Linked DNA regions of Homo sapiens: region 1 is linked to region 2. A link is an interaction called in ENCODE POLR2A ChIA-PET data of the cell type or tissue named here. Cell type or tissue: Panc1. All regions are shown on one strand. Links, peaks and the distances in the headings refer to the core of each region. The heading gives the core; the rest is flanking DNA.

Evidence for each region. ChIA-PET counts read pairs that join two places held together with the same protein. Peaks named below come from ENCODE experiments on the same cell type or tissue, not always from the same donor. Only the 100,000 strongest peaks of a DNase experiment are listed, where the experiment ranks them.
Region 1: POLR2A ChIA-PET joins it to region 2 with 16 read pairs; 2 of 35 experiments call an interaction of 5 or more read pairs at or near these places.

Annotation. Positions count from the first base shown.
Region 1 is chr7:140,271,266-140,279,595 of GRCh38, forward strand. No RefSeq gene overlaps it. Among named protein-coding and RNA genes, the nearest start is that of KDM7A-DT, 98 kb to the left of the region's middle. RefSeq lists a silencer at 1,981-2,276. In Panc1, for the core only: no CTCF peak of the experiment used is centred there; no DNase peak of the experiment used is centred there.
Region 2 is chr7:140,401,646-140,409,975 of GRCh38, forward strand. It overlaps RAB19 (RAB19, member RAS oncogene family), which reads left to right and starts at 2,413. Exons shown (of 4, transcript NM_001008749.3): 1 at 2,413-2,572; 2 at 5,979-6,202. The coding sequence starts at 6,002. LOC124901759 (a long non-coding RNA gene) reads right to left here and starts at 2,823. Exons shown (of 2, transcript XR_007060561.1): 1 at 2,540-2,823; 2 at 1-1,177. RefSeq lists enhancers at 1,986-2,487, 2,488-2,987. In Panc1, for the core only: no CTCF peak of the experiment used is centred there; no DNase peak of the experiment used is centred there; H3K4me3 peaks cover 926 bases; H3K27ac peaks cover 929 bases.

The sequences.
Region 1 (8,330 bases), core at 56-8,055, 130 kb before region 2:
GGCTAGCTGGCTTCATCCAGTGGATCCCGCACCCGGGTCGCAGGTGGAGCTGCTTGCCAGTCCTGTGCAGTGCACCCGCACTCCACAGCCCTTGGGTGGTCGATGGAACTGGGCGCCGTGGAGCAGGGGGCGGTGCTCGTCGGGGAGGCTGGGGCCGCGCAGGAGCCCATGGCTGGAGGGCGCTGAGGCTCAGGCATGGCGGGCTGCAGGTCCCGATCCCTGCCCTGCGGGGAGGCCGCTAAGGCCCGGCGAGAAGTCGAGCACAGCAGCTGCTGGCCCAGGTGCTAAGCCCCTCACTGCCCCGGGCCTGCGGGGCCGGCCGGCCCCTCCGAGTGCGGGGCCCGCCGAGCCCACGCCCACCCAGAACTGGCGCTGGCCCGCAAGCGCCAGGCGCAGCCCCGGTTCCCACCCACGCCTCTCCCTCCACACCTCCCTGCAAGCTGAGGGAGCCGGCTCCAGCCTTGGCCAGCCCAGAAAGGGGCTCCCACAGTGCAGCGGTGGGCTGAAGGGCTTCTCAAGCGCGGCCAGAGTGGGCGCCAAGGCCGAGGAGGCGCGGAGAGTGAGGGAGGGCTGCAAGGGCTGCCGGCACGCTGTCACCTCTCATTACCAGAAATCATTTTTAGGTGTACAGTTCAGTGGAATTACAGTGTTTAGAGGCATGTTTTTGTGTGTGTGTTGTCAAAATTTTCACGCCTGTAATCCCAGCACTTTGGGAGGCCAAGGCGGGTGGATCACCTAAGGTTAGGAGTTCGAGACCAGCCTGACCAACATGCAGAAATCCCTCTCTACTAAAAATACAAAAAAATTAGGTGGGCGTGGTGGTGCATGCCTGTAATCCTGGCTGCTCAGGAGGCTGAGACAGGAGAATCGCTTGAACCTGGGAGGCGGAGTTTGTGGTGAGCCGAGATCGCACCACTGCACTCCAGCCTGGGCAACAAGAGTGAGACTCGGTCTCAAAAAAAAAAAAATTCAACCTTTTATTTTATGATTTCTGGGTTTGACATTGTTTTAAAGGCCTTTCCACTATATGATTTTTTAATCTCCCATATTTTACTACTGCTTTTATGGTTTCCATTTTGGCATTTTAATATCAATGAATCTGTATCTTATTTTAGCTGAGGATGTGAAGAAGAGATTCGATTTTCTTTCTGGATGGGTAGCCAGAAGTCTCAATGCCATTAATTGAATAGTGTCATTCCAAGTGTCTAGCCCATTTTATAAACTAATACCCTGCTTAGAAACGAAATTCCTGTATATATTTAGGTCTATTCTGGAACTTTGGATTTATTCCATTGAGTTGTCTATCCATTTACAGGCTAGTACCACATTTTAAAAATCAACATGGCTGGGTGTTTTCTTTCTCTACAAAAAAAAAAAAAAATCAGCTGGACATGATGGTGTACTCCTTTAGTCCCAGCTACACAGGAGGCTGAGGCAGGAGGATCGCTTGAGCCCAAGATGTCGAGGCTGCAGTGAGCAGTGTTCCCACCACAGCTTTCCAGCCTGGGTGACAAAGCAAGACCCTGTCTCTATTAAATAAAAGTAATAAAATAAAGGCCAGGCACAGTGGCTCACACTTGTAATCTCAGCACTTTGGGTGGCTGAGGTGGAAGGACTGCTTGAGGCCAGGAATTCGTGACCAGTCTGGGCAACAAAGTGAGATCCTGACTATACAAAAAAATTAAAAAACTTAGCCAGGCATGGTGACATGCGTCTGTGGCCCAGCTACACAGGAGGCTGAGGCAGGAGGATTGCTTGAGCCCAGGAGGTCGAGGCTGTAGTGAGCTGTGTTTGCACCACTGCACTCCAGCCTGGACAACAGAGTGAGACCCTGGCTCAAACATAAAATAAAATACAAAATAAAATAAAGTAGTAAAATAACATAAAATCCATGTAACTTTAAAAGTTGTTCAAATACCTGGTAGAGTTAGTCTCTTATCATTGCTCTTCTGGTTCGAAAGTTCCTGGTTATTTGTTTTTCCATATAAACTTTAGAATCAGTTTGTTGAATTAAAAAGGTTCCTACTGATTTGGGTGGGAGTGGGGAGTTTTGGCCCTGCTTAAAGGATGAAGTCCAGTCCCATCTGCTGAGGTTGTAGGTGTCTTGAAGGGTCCCTCTCCCAACTCTTGCTGCTGCCCAGCTCATGTCCAGCTCAGTCACAGAAGGTGCGGGGCAGCCAGGACCTCCAATCCATCCATCTGAGATGGATGCTGTACCCTCTAAGCAGCCTCAGACCCCTACATGGGTGGTAGCTGGGGTCAGCACAGCTATAGGGGTGGCCATAGCCACAGCCAGGTGAAGCCTCAGCCGCTGCAGTCCTGACCAGGGAAGCTGGAGGCCCTGCCTGGTGCACAGGGCTGTGGGCCCCCCTGGGGGAAGGCGGTGAGACCTGAGGGCAGACCATACCCATGCCGCAGGCCTCAGGCACGAGTTCCTTCCGTATTTCCAGGGCCCACTGAGTCCATCCCCAGGCGCCATGCCAGATGCACTCCTCTTTCCAAATGGTGGAGCTTCCCAGGGTGACACACCAAAACCAGATGGCACGCTTTCTTTCTTTTTATGCTTAGATTTTTTTTTTCTGGTGTTAAAATAACACATGATCCAAATGAAAACATGATATATATATATAAGAAAATTAAAATTACCAAAAATGTCTGACCCAGAAATAAATGAGTAAAAGTTTTGTGTATTCTTTCCAGTTTATTTTTCTTTTCTTTCTTTTTTTTTTGTTTTTTTTTGTTTGAGACAGAGTTTCGTTCTTGCTGCCCAGGCTGGAGTGCAATGGCGTGATCTCGGCTCACTGCAACCTCCACCTCCTGGGTTCAACCAATTCTCCTGCCTCAGCCTCCCGAGTAGCTGGGATTACAGGCACACACCACCACGTCCTGCTAATTTTTTGTATTTTTAGTAGAAACAGGGTTTCATCATGTTAGCAGGCTCGTCTCGAACTCCTGACCTCAGGTGATCTGCTTGCCTTGGCCTCCCAAAGCGCTGGGATTACAGGCATGAGCCACTGTGCCCGGTTCTCTTCCTGGATTTCTTTATATCTGGATGTTAAATGTCCAGATTGATATGTTTCTCAAATCTTCCATCCCCCCTATTCCCATTGTTGTATTAACTTGTTTCCCTCTTTATTAACAAAATCGAGTAGCTTTTCATATTTAATTAACTGGCCATTTATCTTCTGATTTTTTTTATTAAGTTGAAATTTTATGTAAAACAACTGACTATAAACAAATAACTTGTCAGTATATTATTACATTTAAAAGGATGCCAGACTGGGTGTGGTGGCTCACACCTGTAGTTCCAACACTTTGGGAGGTCAAGGTGGATGAATAGCTTGAGCTCAGGAGTTCAAGACTAGCCTGGGCAACATGGCAAAACCCCATCTCTACAAAAAATACAAAAATTAGCCAGACATAGTGGTGCACACCTGTGGTCCCAGCTACATGGGAGGCTGAGGCAGGAGGATCACTTGAGCCCAGGAGGTCAGGGCTGCAGTGAGCCATGTTTACACCACTGCAACCCCGCCTGAGTGACAGAGCGAGACCCTGTCTCAAAAAAAAAAAAAAAAAAAAAAAAAAAAAGGTCAACTTTGACCCAGATTTATATATTGGTACCTTGCATTATATAGACTCCACAGCATTTCGTACAAAGCTCAGCAAATAATAGTAGTTGCTAAATATCTTTGTTGAATAAATCTTCAACTCACAGGTTCCTTCTAAATCTTAATCTAGTACTTCCTCCAGGGTTAAACAGTAAATGACTTTCTTTAGCTCTTTATTCTAGAAAAATTTTAAATACTATTTGTTGAATATTTACTACTTGTCCCTGCTCCAAACTGTTTAGATGTGGTGATTTAATCCTTACAACAATACTAGGAGATAGGTCCTCTCGTCATCTGCATTTTACAGATAAGAAAACTTATCTGAACATTTAAGTGGCTGAGCTGAACTTTAGCGCCTATACTTTAACTATTGTGCTAGGTCCCTCTTTAGCTGGTTCAGTTCACGCACCGATTCTGATCCATTTATAGTTCTTCGGCACACATTGTTGAGAAGAATTCTGGGGCAGTATCTAGGCTCCATAAGAAAAAAAAAAAAGAAACTCTGCCTCGATTAATGATGTCTGCCATATATGCGCAGGAATGGGGAGGTGGGAGTTACTTCTTTTTTTTTTTTTTTTAACTCTGCTGAATCATTCCTTGGAGAAAAATTATCTCTGGGGTTATATACAGCTCTAACGCCTTCTAAATTGGGGCATGTTGACATCTGAAGTGTTTAAAGCCTGCTTTGTTTCCTAGCTGTAGTAGAATTCTTTAACTGCCTGTTTATAATTTATCTGAGAGAAACACTGGTAATTAGGCATCTGAGCATTCCTCCAATTCCCTAGTTTCTTCCTTTTCCTGTGGTAAAAACAGAAAGTCAGAAAAATAATCACATTGCATCATGATACCAGTGGGCTGTATAAAAAGCCCCGTGATGTTATTTTTCCGATCATTGCTTTCCTCACAGGCAGCATTTAGACCATGCCAAATACCCCTCCCATCAGATGGTTAGAAATGGCCATACAGTCGGTCTCTTTACTAACCTTTCTACATCCCAAACAGTTTTACAACTTGGCTTCAGCTGCAGGGCAGCCCAGCTTTTAAAGGAATTAGATCCTTTTCCCAGAATCTCCATTAAAGAGAACTTAACACAGCTTTAGGAGAAAGAGATATAAAGTGATTTTCTCCAATCTCTACCCACTTTTCCAAGTGCTCTTTTATCTTACATTCAGAACCAATCTATTCATTTAGAATCGTTCTATGAGGTGTTCAGTATACACTTTCCCATCCTTTAAACATTTTTTTCTCAGCTAAAGTAATATACGTATATTGAGAATTCCTGGGATGGCTGTTATCTCCTCTAACTACAAAGCAGGAAACCAGATGGAGAAGAAAAATCACTGAGAAATCTCACATTGTCCTGATTACCTCCGGCCGAGAAAGAGAAAAGTTATTTGGGAGGTCAGCTGTCATAAGCCAACAGGGTTTTGAAGGAGTCATGTCAAGATGAAACCCCACGACACCAGGATAGGGTGGGGGTTCTGTCCCTACCCCAGGCTCCTATATCAGTTTCTTTTCTTTTTTGGCGGGGGACAGAGTCTCACTCTGTCACCCAGGCTGGAATGCAGTGGTGTGATCTCAGTTCACTGCAATCTCTGCCTCTGGGGTTCAAGCAATTCTCGTGCCTCAGCCTCCCGAGTAACTGGAATTACAGGCGTGCGCCACTACGCCGGGGTAATTTTTGTATTTCTAGTAGAGACAGGGTTTCGTCACATTGGCCAGGCTGGTCTTGAACTCCTGACTTCAAGAGATCCTCCTGCCTCAACCTCCCAAAGTGCTGGGATTATGGGCATGAGCCACCATACCTGGCCTGTATCAGTTTCTTAAAGGAGCACCTCTGGCCCTTGATGAGGCCTCCCTCTTGGCCTCATGGTCATCAGCAGACATCCAGATGAGGTCCAGCATTGTAGTGAGCACCTTGCAGATGGTGAGCTGCTCAGACCATGCCCACTTTGGTGTATTCGGGACTCTTAGCTATTCCCAAAGCACCCGCTATCAGGCCAGATAAAGGTAACCTCTGGCTGCCTTCTGCATAGGAAGGCAGGAGCCCCCAGTACTGCAGTTCACGCGGGCTCCTAGAGAACTTTCTGAGGGACACCTAGCAACGTGCCTCTGGACAGCCACCCTGTCCAGAACCTTCCCCATGAGGGTACACAGTCTGCTGCCCCTGGGAAGGAACAGCATCTCATCTTTTTTTGGATGCCGCACTGGCTAGGATGTTTTCTGGCCCATGATCACTAGAAATGTTTGCCTGTAAGAGACCAAGCTCCAGGAACCCCCTGCTGCTTGCTGTATCTCACTATCTACAACATTCAAGCTTGACCCCAGGAAGTCCTCTTTTGACAGAAAACCGAATACCGCATGTTCTCATTTGTAAGTGGGAGTGAAATGGTAACTCATGAACAGAAAGAAGGGAACAACAGGCTGGGTGCAGTGGCTCACACCTGTAATCCCAGCACTTTGGGAGGCCGAGGCAGGTGGATCACCTGAGGTCAGGAGTTCAAGACCAGCCTGGCCAAATGGCGAAACCCTGTCTCTACTAAAAATACAAAAATAAGCCAAGTGTGGTGGCGCACACCTGTAATCCCAGCTACTCGGGGAGCTGAGGCACGAGAATCACTTGAACCTGGGAGGCGGAGGTTGCAGTGAGCTGCGGTCACACCACTGCACTCCAGCCTGGGCAATAGAGCAAGACTCTGTCTCAAAAAAAAAAAAGAGGGAACAACAGACACTGGGTCTACTTGAGGTTGCAGGAGAGAGGAGGGGGAGGAGCAGAAAAGCTAACTACTGGGTACCAGGTTTAGTACCTGGGTGATGAAATAATCTGTACAACCAACGCCCATGACATGAGTTCACCTGTGTAACAAACCTTCACATGTACCCCTGAACCTAAAATAAAAGTTTAAAAGAAAAAAAGTCCTCTCCTGCATATGCCCCACACACCTGCGGGTGGTGACATCCCCTGCTGTGATCTTGGTACACAAGGCAAACCCATAGCCAAATGTGTCCAACCTGAATTTCTTTCCTAAGCCCAGTCACTGGATGTTCCCTTTTTTGCCATTGCTTACTTTTATTTTTGTTATTGTGAAGTCGTATATGTATATAAAACATATAAACAGGTTTAAAAAAACAAATTCAACCCTTATGTACTCATAACCCAGGCTATAAAATATAACATTAGTAAAAACCTTAGGCATCTCTATTAGATTGCTAGGGTTAGCCAATATCAAGGTACAGTATCACAAACTGAGGGGCTTAAAACAACAGAAATGTATTCTCTCACAGTTTGGGGGCTATCTGAAATCATGGTATCGGCAGGGCCATGCTCTCTTTGTTTTTTGGGTTGTTTTGTTTGTTTGTTTGTTTTTTGAGACAGAGTCTGGCTCTGTCGCCCAGGCTGGAGTGCAATGGCATGATCACAGCTCACTGCAACCTCTGCCTCCCAGTTCAAGCAATTCTCCTGCCTCAGCCTCCCAAGTAGCTGGGGACTACAGGCATATGCCACCACGCCCCTGGCTAATTTTTGTATTTTCTGGTGGAGACAGGGCTTCACCATGTTGCCCAGGCTGGTCTCAAACTCCTGACTTCAGGTGATCCACCTGCCTTGGCCTCCCAGAGTACTGGGATTACAGATATGAGCCACTGTGCCTGGCCAGGGCCGTGTTCTCTTTGAAGGCTCTTAGGGAGAGTCCTTCCTTAACTTTTCCTAACTTCTGATGACAGCCAACAATCCTTGTTGTTCCTAGGCTTGTAACTACATCACTCTAATCTCTGCCTCCATTGTCAGAGGGCCTTCTACCCTGTGTATCTATATCCAAATCTCCCTGTCCTTTCTCTTATAAAGACAACAGCTACACTGGATTTAGGGCCCACCTTAATCTAATCAGCATGATTTCATCTTGTTTTGATTACATCTGCAAAGACTCTATTTCCAAATAAAGTCACATTCACAAGTACTGTAGTGATAACAGTTTGGATCTGTGTCCTCCCTGCTAAATCGCATGACCAGTTGAAGTGTCCATTGTTGGAGGTGGGACCTGGTGGGAGGTGATAGGATCACGGAGGCAGATTTCTCATGAATGGTTTAGCACCATCCTCTTGGTGCTGTCCTCATAATAGTGAGTGAATTCTCGCAAGATCTGGTCATTTAAAAGTGTGTGGCACCCCCACCCCCACTCTTTCTCTGGCTCCTGCCTTCCCATGTGATGCCCCTGCTCCCCGTTCACCTTCCGCCATGACTGGAAGATCCCTGAGGCCTCCCCAGAAGCAGATGCTGCTATGCTTCCTGTACAGCCTGCAGAACTGTGAGCCAATTAATCTCTTTTCTTTATAAATTATCCACTCTCAGGCCAGGTGCAGTGGTTCACGCCTGTAATCCCAGCACTCTGGGAGGCCGAGGTGGGTGGATCATTTGAGGTCAGGAGTTCAAGACCAGCCTGGCCAACACGGTAAAACCCCTTCTCTACAAAAATACAAAAATTAGCCCGGCATGGTGGCCTCTGCCTCTAATCCCAGCTCCTTGGGAGGCTGAGGCAGGAGAATTGCTTGAACCTAGGAGACAGAGGTTGCAGTGAGCTGAGATAGCGCCACTGCACTCCAGCCTGGGCAACAGAGCGAGACTCTGTCTCAAATAAATAAATAAATGAATAGCCCAGTCTCAGGTATTTCTTTATAGCAACTCAAGAACAGCCTAATACACGGGGCTTAGGACTTGACTATATC
Region 2 (8,330 bases), core at 191-8,190:
TACACTGGATTTCCACATTGTGCTGGTGGTTCTCACCCTGCAGCAATATTTGGCAGAGTCTTTTGTTTTCTTGCTATACCTGCCAGTGTTGAGTTTATCTCACTCAGAAGAGAGTATCCTGAAAATGGATATGTAACTGGAATTTTGGGTAAGACAAATATTTTCAAATTTATCTGAAGACATCATAGAAGTAATGTTCTTGGACAGTGAATAAATTGCCCTGTATTTCAGTGCTTCTCAAACGTTGCGGACCCCAGCCTACAGTTAAAAAGACATTTCAGGCCAGGCACGGTGGCCCACGCCTGTTATCCCAGCACCTTGGGAGGCTGATGTGGGAGGATTGCTTGATCCCAGGAGTTCGAGACCAGTCTGGGTAACAAAGTGAGGCCCTGGCTCTACAAAAAAATGAAATAAATAGCTGGGCATGATGGTGCACACCTGTAGTCCCAGATATACAGGAGGCTAAGGCAGGAAGATTGCTTGAGCCCAGGAGGTTGAGGCCGCAGTGAGCCATGACGGTGCCACTGCACTTCAGCCTGGGAGACAAAGTGAGACCCTGTCTCAAAAAAAACATTTTTTTTTTACATCACCCTGTAAAATATGCATGTGTACAACTGACCCAAACATTTTGCAAAACAGTAGTCACTGTTACTACACAAGATACATTCTGAAGTTGTTTCTTAATCCCTTCTTGTGAAAATGCTGGTTGCAACCCACAAAGGTTGATTTCATGACTCATTTATAGGTCTCAGCCCACAGTTTGGAAACAGGACACCGATGTAAATATTTTATCCAACAGGGTGTCTCTGTTTCAATTTTGCTTATTGTGTCTATAATGCCATTTAACTGCCTACATATCACATCCTATGTAGTGGAGAAAATCTGGTCCCTGTGATAGACATTGGGAGGCAGTTACTGTTCTAGACTCTGGGGAAAAAATAGTAAGGAAAATTCACCTCAGCTTTATGCTTCTACTGCCAGCATCTGGGACTGATAAACTTGAGGTTTTCTGGACGTCAACCTTTGCTCTATGGTAGAATTTTTGAGGGAGTGAGGCAGACATTTTCTTTTCAGCTTTTTCTTCTCATATACCTTCAAAGTTCTTTTAGTTTTGTTTTTGCTTCCTTCTCTTTGCATCATCTCCTTTCTCTGACTCCTCACAAAGAGATATTCAGATCTACAAAACAAAGACTTAAATTACTTACAATCTGGCCAGGTACGGTGGTTTCATGCCTTGTAATCCCAGCACTTCGGGAAGCCAAGGCAGGAGGATCACTTGAGCCCAGGAGTTTCTTCTCTTTTTTTCTTTTTTTTTTTGAGACGGAGTCTCACTCTGTCACCCAGGCTGGAGTGCAGTGGCGCGACCTTGGCTCACTGCAACCTCCACCTCGCAGGCTCAAGCGATTCTCCTGCCAGAGTAGCTGGGATTATAGGCTCACCACCAGACCCGGGTAATTTTTGTATTTTTAGTAGAGATGGGGTTTTGCCATGTTGGCCAGGCTGGTCTCGAACTCCTGACCTCAGGTGATCTGCCCACCTCAGCCTCCCAAAGTGCTGGGATCACAGGCATGAGCCACCATGCCTGGCCAAACCCAGGAGTGTCAAACCACCATGGGCAACATAGGGAGATCCCAGCTCTAAAAACAATAAATAGTGGGGCATGGTGGTGTATGACTGTAGTCCCAGCTACTTGGGAGGCTGAAGTGGGAGGCTTCCTTGAGCCTGGGATGTTGTGGCTGCAGTGAGCCATAATTATGCCTCTGCACTCCAGCCTGAGCCATAGAGCAAGACCCTGTCTCTAAAAAATATGTATATATAATAAAATAAATTACTTAAGATCTATATCCTCCTTTAGTTGGTGTTATCTCAACTAACAACCCTCAGGCCAGCTGTAGTCCCAGATATTCAGGAGGCTGAGGCAGGTGGATTGCTTGAGCCCGGGAGGTTGAGGCTGCAGTGAGCCATGAATGGTGCCACTGCACTTCAGCCTGGGTGACAGAGTGAGACCTTGTCTCCAAAAAAAAAAAAAAAATTTTTTTTTTACATCACCCAGTACAATATGCACATGTACAACTGACCCAAACATTTTGCAAAACAGTCGCTGTTACTACATGAGATACATTCTGAAATTGTTTCCTAACAAGGGACACCAGGACAAATTGAGAGCAAAGGACGCAAAAGCCCACAAGACAAGGTAAAGTAGAAGAAAGGAGCAGGGGCAGTGTCGTATGGGCCAGCACTGGTTTAATTCACTGGCTGTTCCTTCCTGTGAGGGCTTTCCGCTAGGCCGGCGAAGGCTGGTGAGAAAGCCGGCTCTGCGCCCTGCCCTGTGCTGGCCGCCCTCACCTGGCGCTTTGTACCCTGAGGCAGCTCCGGACTCAGGGCAGGTGGGAGGGATTGCACTTTCCTTTCACTTTCTCAGGACGCCAAACCCGACACCTGGGGCCAGAACTACACTTCCCACCAAGCAGCGAGGCAGGAGGAAGAAGGGGGCACTGGGGGGCTGAAAAGCAAACCCAGAAGAAAGCGAAAACATTACCTGCTGACCAGCAGAGGTGAGAGAGCGAGACAGGTAAGCGACAGGTGAACCAGGAAGGCGAAGGCTGCGGGATGCCGGCGGGAGGACATCATCGGGGTGGACGCTGCCTGTGCCTCCCAGCAAGGCTTGTAGGCTCAATGAAAGGGGGCTTTAGTGGAAACCCTGAGGACTCCTGAGGGTGGGGGGAGACATGGAAGTAAAGTCTCAGCTCAAGTTACAGTGATAAGACCAAGACACCGGAAGTGGAATGGCTGTCTTTAGTTGAAAAGTCAGACAGGAAAAAAGTGGTTTGATTGTGTCTGTTGTCTGCTGGATCATCTACCCATATGTGATTTCAGAGAGGTCCAAGAGAGGTATGGGATCCTTCTTCATCGCCTTAAAGCCCTGGGTTTTTGCATGCAGATTGGACATTTGAGTGCATTTTACCTTGTGTGATGAGACAGAGTGTCCTTGTCTATGACTTTAGAGAAAACCAAAGTAAAACGGAGAGGTGAAGAAGGATGTCACAAGGCAGGGGCAATTTGCAGCACATCAAATGTAATCATTAAGTGGGATCAGGTTTCAGTTACTTTTAGAGCAATTGGATGAGGAGTCCGAACACACTCTCAGGAAGAACAGTTAAAGAGGATGGGGATATTCTCCTTGGGGGAATATTCTTGCTGCTTCAAATATCTGATGGGCTGTCATGTGGAACAGGAATGTGATGTGTCTTGGCAGAGTAAGGATAGCACGGAGCTAGACAGATGGAAACCTCATGGAGGGAGGTGTCAATCCCACAGAAGTGAGAGCTGCCCAGTGCAAAATGGAAATTTTTCAGGAGGTAGTCAGTTCCTTGTGATCAGAGATATTTAAGCATAGGTGGACATTTAAGCCAGGGATGCTGATGGTGGGAGTAAGTTTCAGGTAGGTGACTTGGTCGATTGGTGTTTTCCAAACCTGGCTCATCATCAGAATCACCTGGGGAAGAGACAGAGCAAGAGGGGAGGGGAGGGGAGGGAAGAGAGACAGAGGTTTTTGGTTTTGTGTTTTTGTTTGTTTGTTTGTTTGTTTTTTGAAACGGAGTTTCGCTCTTGTTGCCCAGGCTGGACTGCAATGGTGCGATCTCGGCTCACTGCAACCTCTGCCCTCTGGGTTCAAGCCATTCTCCTGCCTTAGCCTCCCAAGTAGCTGGGATTACAGGTGCATGCCACCACGCCCGGCTAATTTTTTGTATTTTTAGTAGAGATGGGGTTTCACCATGTTGGCCAAGCTGATCTTGAACTCCTGACCTCAAGTGATCCGCCTGCCTCAGCCTCCCAAATTGCTTGGATTACAGGTGTGAGCCACTGCCCCTGGCCTATTTCTTATTATTTTAATAGAGATGGGCGGGGAGGGGGGGCGCAGGGCTCTCATTATATTGCCTAGACTACTTTCAACCTCCTGGCGTCAAGTGATCCTTCTGCCTCGGCCTGCCAAAGTGCTAGGATTACAGGCATGAGCGACTGCGGCCTGGCGCACTAAACATATTTTAAAGTTAAAAACACAAAACACAAAACCTGGCCCAGTGCAGTTTTGAGATCATACCACTGCACTCCAGCCTCGGTGACAGAGCGAGACTCTGTCTCAAAAAAAAAAAAAAAAAAAGAATACTAAGAAATAATTTTTAAAAGAACAAGGTAAAATATGTTTAGCAAGTCTGGGATGAGCTCCAAAAATATATTTTTTCAATGATATTCCCAGATAATTCTGATAATCAGTTAGTTTGTGAAACACTGTCATTAAAAACCTTTATTTTCCAGCCGGGCATGGTGGCTCATGCCTGTAATCCCAACACTTTGGGAGGTCAAGGCGGGCAGATCACCTGAGGTCAAGAGTTCCTAACCAGCCTGGCCAACATGGCAAAACCCTGTATCGACTAAAAATACAAAAATTAGCCAGGCGTGGTGGCAGGCACCTGTAATCCCAGCTACTTGGGAGGCTGAGGCAAGAGAATCGCTTGAACCCAGGAGGCGGAGGTTGCAGTGCAGTGAGCCAAGACCACACCATTGCATTCCAGCCTGGGCAAGAAGAGTGAAACTCTGTCTCAAAAAAAAAAAAAAAAAAAAAGGAAATATATATTTTTCAATGATACTCTCAGATAATTCTGATAATCAGTTAGTTTGTGAAACACTGTCATTAGAAACCTTAATTTTCTGGCGGCGCGTGATGGCTCAGGCCTGTAATCCCAGCACTTTGGGAGACTGAGGCAGGTAAATCACTTGAGGTCAGGCATTCGAGACCAGCCTGACCAACATGGTGAAACCCCGTCTCTACTAAAAATACAAAAATTACCTGGGTGTGGTAGTGCAGGTCTATAGTCCCAGCTACTCGGGAGGCTGAGGCAGGAGAATCGTTTGAACTGGAAGGCAGAGGTTGCAGTGAGCTGAGATCATGCCATTGCACTCCAGCCTGGGCGACACAGCGAGACTCTTTGTCTCAAAAAAAAAAGAAAAAAAAAAACCTTTGGTAAAATATGCCATAACCAGCCTTTGGTAAAATATGCCATAACATTATAGCCATGGTTTTAATTTTGAATATTCTCAAAATCCTAATTTCCTGGTCAAAAAAATTAGGCTCCAAACAGAACAAAAAGGTCATGTCACTCTTCCCCAAGCTGACTTACCAATCACCTCTTATCAGTCCTCGTTGCTAGCTACCTGGATGGTCAGTAGTTTTTTGTTTTTTGGGTGTTTTTTTTTTGAGGTGGAGTTTCGCTCTTGTTGCCCAGGCTGGAGTGCAAAGGCATGATCTCGGATCACTGCAACTTCCGCCTCCCGGATTCAAGTGATTCTCTGGCCTCAGCCTCCCGAATAGCTGAGATTATAGGCATGCGCCACCACACCCAGCTAACTTTGTATTTTTAGTAGAGATGGGGTTTCTCCACGTTGGTCAGGCTGGTCTCAAACTCCCAACCTCAGGTGATCCACCCACCTTGGCCTTCCGAAGAGCTGGGATTACAGGCATGAGCCATCGTGCACGGCCTGGATGGTCAGTCTTACAGCAGTTGGGAATCTTTCTCCCCAGGTGAAATTGACACTAGTGGGACCTCCAATGGCAGGTGAGTCACTGCTGTGGGCATTTCCTCTGCCATTCTCCTGCTCTCCGGGCACTCTGATGGAGCATGTGGCACCTCGTCTCCAGGCCTAGGATATATCACTGCTTTTATCTGATGGTGTTGACCGTCCACTGGACCCACCAGAGAATGGCAGTAGAACCTCTTTATTCCAAGAGCACCCCTAAAGTAAGATCAACACACGTAGGGCAGATGTCAGCTTATGGGGACAACTCCTCTGTGCCCGACTAGCATCATTAGCATCGTCCTCTCACAAGGATGTAGCACTGTGAAGGTAATGACCTCCCTTCGTCTTGTCTTGTACTGGATCCCCAGTTCCTGGTGCTGAATTCCATCCTTTCTTCCTAGTTCTGTTCTAGGTGGCAAGAACCATGCACTTCTCCAGCTCAGCCAGGGCAGCAGATGAGAACTTTGACTATTTGTTCAAGATTATCCTCATTGGGGATTCCAATGTGGGGAAGACGTGTGTGGTGCAGCATTTCAAGTCTGGAGTCTACACTGAGACACAGCAGAACACGATTGGAGTGGACTTTACCGTGCGTTCCCTTGATATTGACGGCAAAAAAGTGAAGGTCAGAGGGCACCGGGACGGGACTGGTTCCACCTTTTTTTTTTTTTTTTTTTTTTTTTTCCTTGAGACGGAGTCTCGCGCGATCTCGGCTCACTGCAAGCTCCGCCTCCCGGGTTCATGCCATTCTCCTGCCTCAGCCTCCAGCCTCAGCCTCCCAAGTAACAGGAACTACAGGCGCCCGCCACCACGCCCGGCAAATTTTTTTTTTTTTTATGTATTTTTAGTAGAGATGGGGTTTCATGGTGTTACCAGGATGGTTTCTATCTCCTGACCTCATGATCCACCCACCTCGGCCTCCCAGAGTGCTGGGTTACAGGTGTGAGCCACCGCGCCTGGCCAGTTCCACCTTTTTTAGCCAGAATTCCCAACAACAAAGCACATGTCTGAGCAATAAAAGATTTCAGTACAAAACATGAAATCATACAAATAGTGGAAGAAAACATGGGAGTATTTATTTTCTCATCATGGAATGGGAAAATCAGGCTTTAAATGAGACACGAACCCAGAAGCCAATAAGGAAAATACTGCTGAATCTAACTGTGAAGGTCAAATTTATACATTTCTCTAACTATATAAAGGTCAAATTTGCTTTTTTGGGGGGGTGGGGGAGTGTAGACAGGGCTTTTTGTTTTTGTTTTTGTTTTCTTGAGGCAGAGTCTCACTCCATCACCCAGGCTGGAGTGCAGGAGCACAGTTTCAGCTCACTGCAATCTCTGCCTCCTGGGCTCAAGCAATTCTCATGCCTCAGCATTCCAAGTAGCTGGATTTACAGGTGCACACCACCACACCGGGCTAAGTTTTGTATTTTTAGTAGAGATAGGGTTTCACTATGTTGGCCAGACTGGTCTCGAACTCCTGACCTCAAGTGATCCGCCCACCTCTACCTCCCAAAGTGCTGGGATTACAGATGTGAACCACCACACCCAGCCTGAGACAGGGTCTTGCTCTGTCACTCAGGCTGAAGTGCAGTGGCACAATCACAGCTCACTCCAGCCTCCATCTCCCCGACTCAAGCGATCCTCTCACCTCAGCCTCCTGAATAGCTGGGACCACAGGTGCACCCCACCATGCCCAACTCCTTTTTTAAATTTGTTGTAGAGACAGGATTTTCCTGTGTTGCTCAGGCCAGTCTCAAACTCCTGGGCTCAAACAATCCTCCCACTTCACCCTCCCAAAGTGCCGGGATTACAGGCGTGAGCCACCAAACCTGGCCTTAAAAGGTCAAATTTTCTAGTGGCCAGGCAAGGTGGCTCACACCTGTAATCCCAGCACTTCGGGAGGCCGAGGCGGGTGGATGACTTGAGGTCAGAAGTTCAAGACCAGCCTGGCCAACATGGTGAAACCCTGTCTCTACTAAAAATACAAAAATTATCCAGGCATGGTGGCGCGTGCCTGTAGTCCCAGTTACTTGGGAGGCTGAGGTACAAGAATCTCTCAAACCTGGGAGGCAGAGGTTACAGTGAGCCGAGATCATATCACTGCACTCCAGCCTAGGCGACAGAGTGAGACTCTGTCTCAAAAAAAGAAAGAGGTCAAATTTTCTGTGTACTCAAAAATGCCATAAACTGCCAGGCACGGTGGCTCATGCCTGTAATCCCAGCACTTTTGGAGGCCGAGGCAGGCGGATCACCCAAGGTCAGGAGTTCAAGACCAGCCTGGCCAACGGGGGGAAACCCCATCTCTACTAAAAATACAAAAAAATTAACCGGGCGTGGTGGCACATGCCTGTAATCCCAGCTGGTCAGGAGGCTTGAGGCATGAAAATTACTTGAACCCAGGAGGCAGAGGTTGCAGTGAGCTGAGATCACACCATTGCACTCCAGCCTGGGAGTCAGAGCAAGACTCTGTCTCAAAAAGATAAAATAGGCTGGGCGTGGTGGCTCACGCCTGTAATCCCAGCACTTTGGGAGGCCGAGGTGGGTGGATTACGAGGTCAGGAGATTGAGACCATCCTGGCTAACACGGTGAAACCCCGTCTCTACTAAAAATACAAAAAATCAGCCGGGCCTGGTGGCGGGTGCCTGTAGTCCCAGCTACTTGGGAGGCTGAGGCAGGAGAATGGCGTGAACCCGGGAGGCGGAGCTTGCACTGAGCCGAGATCATACCACTGCACTCCAGCCTGGGCAACA